Regions from separate parts of the Homo sapiens genome. Here region 2 is linked to region 1. Evidence: chromatin loops called from intact Hi-C (ENCODE). Cell type or tissue: ovary. All regions are shown on one strand. Links, peaks and the distances in the headings refer to the core of each region. The heading gives the core; the rest is flanking DNA.

Region 1 (2,893 bases), core at 113-2,612:
AAGCAGATGCCCCAGCCTGCAGAGGGCGCGCCTCTGCACTAACTCAGGCCAGGTAGCCCTGGCAGCAGGAGGCCCAGCTCCGCAGGCAGGTGTGGATGCTGCAATTCCCAATGCAGAGAAGCGGACCGACAGCGGCAGCCGGGTGATGTCTGATGAAGACACACTCCTACTGGGGCTCTCCTGAGGCCCCCTTCTAGCCTGTGCAAACCCTGTATGTGCATTAAAAATCTCCAGGTCTGTGTTTGGTGCTGTCTCCAACAGACCTTCCTCTGAACTGGCTCCCTTGCAGGGGAGTCGGGATGGGCGGACTGACAGGGGCTCCCTGCCTGCCCCACGGTTCCAGCTGAATCACCTTCCCCTTTGGCATCAGCCGGCTGCTAAGGGGTCCCAGGCTTGCCAGCTCCATGAAATGACAGAATGACCGCCAGGTGAGAACGCGTTTGAAAAGGCCTAAAGGAGGTGCAGGGTGCACATGGAGGCAGTGCAGAGAGTTGGGCAGGAAGGCACAGGAACCCTTGGGGTAGGAAGGTGAGGAGGCAGGAGAGCCACCCGGAAGGAGGGGCATGTGGGGTGGCCGATCGCAGAGGGTAACCATGGCTCAGGTGACAGCGAAAGGCCCAGGTTTAGAAAAACAGAACCAGTTCTGCCTATTGCCTGACACGGTAGGTCAGGGAGCACCAGAAGCATGCCTGGTTCCTGCCTCTTTTATCTGCTCCTTCCTTAAATTTAGCTCTGGCCGCAAGAGCGCTGAGTTGAAAGTTCCATGACACAGGTTCTGGTCTTAACTCTGCCATTAACTTGTGGAACGTAAGTCTCTTCCCTCTCTGGGATCACGTTTCTGCATCTGTAAAAAGAGAGGGAGGAGAGTCCCTGAGGGTCATTGCAGTATCAGGATTTTCAGAACCTGCCAGAGGCCCCAGCAGTCGGGAGCTGCCTGCAACCACAGGCGAAGGGCAGGTGGTCGGGACAGAGCAGCCAATCAAGTGCACCGTGATCCCTGACGTCAAGGGTCGCTGGACAGAGTTCCCCCAGGCGGCGGAGTGCGCAAGCGCTGGAGCTCGCGACTTTCCCGCCAACCGGCACTAGCGAGGCGACGAAGGGCGGGGCCAGGAGGGCGCGAAGGGACAGGGGTTGGGGCCTGGAGGGCGCGAGGCGGCAGGGGGCGAGGCCTGGAGGTCGCGAGGCTTTAGGCCGCGCGGACCAGAGCCCGAAGCCGGGTTAGGCGTTGAGAGGCGGCTGAGGAGAAGCGGAGAGGAAGTGAGGGGGCCCGGATTCCCACCCTGGCCTCACGGACCTTGGGCTGACCGGTCTGTCTGGCTTCAGGTACTAGGGCGCGGCTCTGGGACGCGGGTGCGGGTGGGCAAGCGGTGGAGGCTCCTCGCTGTGGAAACCCCAGGCGGACCCCGACCGCACAGGCCCCACCTCGCGGGCAGGAAGCGGCTGCCCCAAGACATGGGCGGGAACCTGGTGCGCGAGGCCCACTCCTGTCGAGGGCCTGCGGGGCGCCCCGTGGAGACCGCGGCTCGGGTGGGGGTCCCGGGGGACGCCCTAGTGCTCGATGGTTTGTTCCGCAGCCGTTCCAGGGCCTGCTGCGTTCAGGCACCGCCGCACGGGGGCAAGGACTGCCCTCCAGGCCCCCACCAGGGTCCGCTTGCGCGGGGTAGCCGGAGCGCGGCGCACAGGAGGAAGCGGCAGGTGCTGCCGAGCCCGGGGAGAGACGTGCGGGATGGGGGGTTGGCAGTCGGTGACAGGGAAACCTGCTCTCTGAGGAGGTGACATTTAGCCTGAGACCTGAGTAGAGCAGATCAGTAGGAGTGGCAGGACGGACCGTCCTGGCTGCGGGCGTGGGTCGGGGGGCACCTGCGGCGGTGGTCCAGGCCAGAGGTGGTCGCGGCGGGCGAGATTCGGGATCCCTGGGAAGAACTGGGGGGCCGCCGCTGGGGGGGATGTAGGGGGCTGCAGAATAGCGCTGTCTAGGGCGACTCGCAGGTTTTTGGCTTGGACCCCTGGACGGTGGTGCCAGATGCTAAGATGGGGAAGACGAGGAAGTAACGGGAAGCAGAAGGCCGTTGCTGGGGAGATGGCACTGGAGCCGCCTAGGAAGCATCTCAGAGGCTGTGGCCCTTGGCACGGGGATCTGGGGCCAGGTCGAGCGCAGGTCTGGGTATCATGCGAGTGCGGGCTCGCTGGTGCGGGAAAGAGTTTGGAGCTCTGCTCCCAGGGAATCCCGACTCCCGCAGATGACTTGCCCGAGAGAGTCCTGCTGGTGGATTTTGATGGAAATTCTATTTGATCGCACCCACTTGGTTCACTGTGTGCTTCCGGGTCCCCAGGTTTTAGGTGCTTCATGCCCTGCTGGGAACGAGACACGCTCCTGCCCTCAGTGAATCTTCAGTCTAGTCTGAGAAACAAGGGTGTGAACAACCAGTTAGAATACAAGGGGCAATAGGATGAATGCAAGATAAACGTGGGAGCAGGAGCTGGGGGCATGAAGAGGAGGGTGAGGAATGGGGTTGAGATCTGGGAGGGCGTCCCAGAAGAAGGACCCTCCTCTAAAGTGATAGGAAGATGGGGGAGGATTTCTGGCCACATCTGGAGAGCCTGCGATCATGGGATGCCTTTTTAAGGACGGGGAAGGGAAGAAAGGCGATGTGGAGTGGTGGCTGTGAAGGGGCTGTGCACAACTTCACATATTGTCCCCTTAGCGGGCAATGTCAGGAGGGTCCTCACTGGGGTTAGACATTCAGACTCTTGCGAGCCAGGGCGCTCCCTCCCCAGCCTCCTGGCTGTTGGTCCCGCGGGCCCAGAACCTCTCCCTGGTAATTGCTTTTCGTAATGTGTTTGCTCCAAACCAATTTCACGCCTCCGTGAGGACTCCGCCCTGCACTGAGGC
Region 2 (2,893 bases), core at 148-2,647, 51 kb after region 1:
CAGCCCCTGACGACCAGTGAGGAAAGGGAGCACGTAGGACCCCAAGGAAAGTGGTCCCATTTTCGTAGTGAATTCGGTGAAGTGTGTCTACACACCCACTCACCGCCCACGCCTTCCCTTGCACTCCCCATCTCCAAGCAGGGAGCTGAGGAGCCTACGCCCAAAGCAGAGGGCGTCACCTAGCAGGGTCCCCCACAAAGGAGGTGCCCGGAGAGAGGGGATCAAATGAGCAACAGGTTTGTGCAGGGTCTGTCCTGCACAAAGACACACATACACACGCACTCCGCGAACGAACAGGGAAGCCTCTGGCTGCTGTCACTGTGCTCTTGGCTTTCCAGGGGGCCCTCCAGTAGTCTGGCCCAACTGGGGTGGTCACTGCCAGACATAAATGCAACGAACATTTCAAGAGAGGGGTGAGTGGAAACAATACGGATCACGGCATGGGACCCTGTGGGACCCTGCCCTCTGGGACACTACTCTGCTTGGAACTCTTCATTCTAAATGGACTTTGGCTGGGGGTCAGAAACCCCTAGCCTTAACGAATGAATCCTGGTCACACCGACTGGCCCCTCCCCACAAGCAGTCACACTGCCCATGAGTCCCAGCCCAGGAGAGCCACACCTGACCACAGGCCTTGCCACGCCAGGCTCAGGGGCTCTGGCCACGTGAGCCTCCTCTGTGGTCAAAACCTGGCAGTACGGCTGCCTATGTACATGGCCTCTCCAACCACCAGATCCCAAAAAATTCTGTGCCAAGTGCCCCCGTTCTTATGGGCACCCCAGCTCCTCAGGCTCTTGCCCACACACCAAAGACATGCCTCCCCATCCACCCCAGCTGCTCTGGCTCAACACATCAAAGAGACGCCCTCCGTGGGGCAATGCCGTGTCCACTGCAGGAATCCAAGACCGGAGGTGTGGAAGAAGGCAGGCCCAGGGCCCCCAGGACTGACTAGAAAGGAGGTGGGAGAGGTGAGGAGGTAGTCTACTTTTTTCTTTAAAGACGAACAGAGGCCCTTATTAACAAAACCATGCCAACAGACCTAGCGCTGGACTAGCCCTCAGTATCCCCTTCCACGCAGGCTTCTCGGGTTGCTCATTTTCCTTAGAGAGCCACTCAACCCTCTCCAGACCCAACTCCAGAACCAGCGGGACAGGCTGAGCGCCTGGCTGAACACGGCAGGTAGCTCTCTGCTGCCCTCCGGTGGTGATCAGAAGGTACAGGCAGAGCTCGTGGCCTGAAGGTGGCGGCGCAGAGAAGGTGGCTTCTCACTGGAGAGCCAGTCCCTTGTTAAGGACTCCGCCTAGGAGGGTGGTGCTGGCCTCTGATGCCATCTCCCCCATCACAGAGGCCTGAGAAGAGGCCCTGGGAAGCGCCACATTCCTGGGCCTCATTCTGAGCCCTGGAGCACACGGGAAGGGAGGCGCTGACCTGCTTGATGGGGATGGCGCGGCCGCTCCCGATGCTGTCCACCTTGCACTCGGCAGCCTTCTTCTCCCGGTCCAGGTCAGCACCCTTCCGAGACTGGAAGAGAAAACAAGAGGCGTGTTAAAGAGGCCCAGGGTCTGCCGAGAGCTGCCCACCTGGACTTCCCGGCCTCCCTCCTGCCTCCCTCCTCCTGGGCAGCCCTAGCAGTGGGTCGGGCCGGGGCGGCGGGACGGGAAGGAACTGAGACCACGAGTATTCCAACGGGTTTATTCTTACACACGGCACCATACAGAGCAGCACAGGTCACTGAGCCGGGCCCGCCCCTTACAAAAGAGCAAGGACAGAGAGGCCGAGGGCGCGAGGAGCACGCCCGGGGCGGGGGCGTAAGAGAAGCGGGGGCGAGGAGGTGGACGGTGGGGCTGCTGGTCGGGAGCACAGGGCGCGACAACCGGGAGCGCAAAGTCCACAAGTGAGCGGGCAGATGGCCCGTCTGCGGCACAGACACCACACGGCACGTGGCACCGAGCGCGTCGGCGTGGCCCAAGGGGCACAGTGGATGGACAGAGAGAGGAGAGAGGCCAGAAGAGGCCCTGCACCCTGTCAAGCTCCTGGGGCAGAGTCCACCCGAATGCGGATCCTAGGAAATAGGGGGAGGCCAAAAAGAGGGGGCAAGGCAAGCGCGGCGGCGGCGGCGGCTTCCGGAGCAGGAGCAGGAACGGCAGAGGTCCATGCAGGAAGGAGCAGAGGAGGGGAGGGGCAGGAAAGCGCCCCCCAGGAGCAGCCGGGCCGGGCGGGCTTGGACTCCCCCGCCCCTCTGGGCCTCGTCGCGCTGGCCAGCGCCGGGCGTGGGGCCGAGCTGCCTTCTTCTCCATGCAGCGAGCCTGCAGCGTCCGGCCGGGCCTGGTCCCCGGCAGCCCCCAGCGCGGGCTCCGGCGCTCCTAGCCTTCCCTGGGGGTGGGGTTAGTTACAAAGGTTCCCGTGGGTCTCTGGAGTGGGGAGCTCGGCGGCCGCTTCTCATCTGAGAGCAGTCCCAGGGCCCGGCCCGCCTCCGGCCCCGCACAGGGGGCATGTCCAGAGGTGCTGTGTGTCACCAACTGGTCTTCTAATTTGGAAGGAGTTGGAAAGGCCTTTTTGTTGATGAAAAGTTGGAAACAGTGGCACATATCTGCAAATATCGAAAGAATAAAGATTTTGGCAAGTTATACTCAAGCCCCGCACAAGTCGGTCAGCACCGGTGAGGGCAGAGACCCAGGCGCCTGGGGAGCGGCGGCAGCGGGATGAAGAGGAGGAGGAGGAGGAGGAGAAGGACGAGGAAGAGGAGAAGGACAAGGAGGAGGAGGAGAAGGAGGAGGACCAGGAGGAGGAGGAGGCGGCGGCGGCGGCGGGCGGCAGCGGCACCTGCTGGGCAGACACAGGCCAAGCGTCCACCTCAGCACGGAATGGTATGTTCGCCACTCGGCAGCCCAGG

What was found. Hi-C counts contacts between places; a loop is a spot of excess contacts. Peaks named below come from ENCODE experiments on the same cell type or tissue, not always from the same donor. Only the 100,000 strongest peaks of a DNase experiment are listed, where the experiment ranks them.
Region 2: a loop joins it to region 1, with 2.9 times the contacts of the local background. A loop is called at or near these places in 98 of 110 quality-filtered maps.

The regions. Positions count from the first base shown.
Region 1 is chr7:151,173,046-151,175,938 of GRCh38, reverse strand. It overlaps ASB10 (ankyrin repeat and SOCS box containing 10), which reads left to right. Exons shown (of 6, transcript NM_001142459.2): 6 at 1-241. Among named protein-coding and RNA genes, the nearest start is that of GBX1, 6.8 kb to the right of the region's middle. RefSeq lists an enhancer at 883-1,177 and a silencer at 883-1,177. In ovary, for the core only: no CTCF peak of the experiment used is centred there; DNase peaks (open chromatin) are centred at 1,178, 1,348 and 1,908.
Region 2 is chr7:151,122,422-151,125,314 of GRCh38, reverse strand. AGAP3 (ArfGAP with GTPase domain, ankyrin repeat and PH domain 3) reads right to left here. Exons shown (of 18, transcript NM_031946.7): 9 at 1,429-1,521. Among named protein-coding and RNA genes, the nearest start is that of AGAP3, 37 kb to the right of the region's middle. In ovary, for the core only: a CTCF peak has its summit at 1,195; a DNase peak (open chromatin) is centred at 1,204.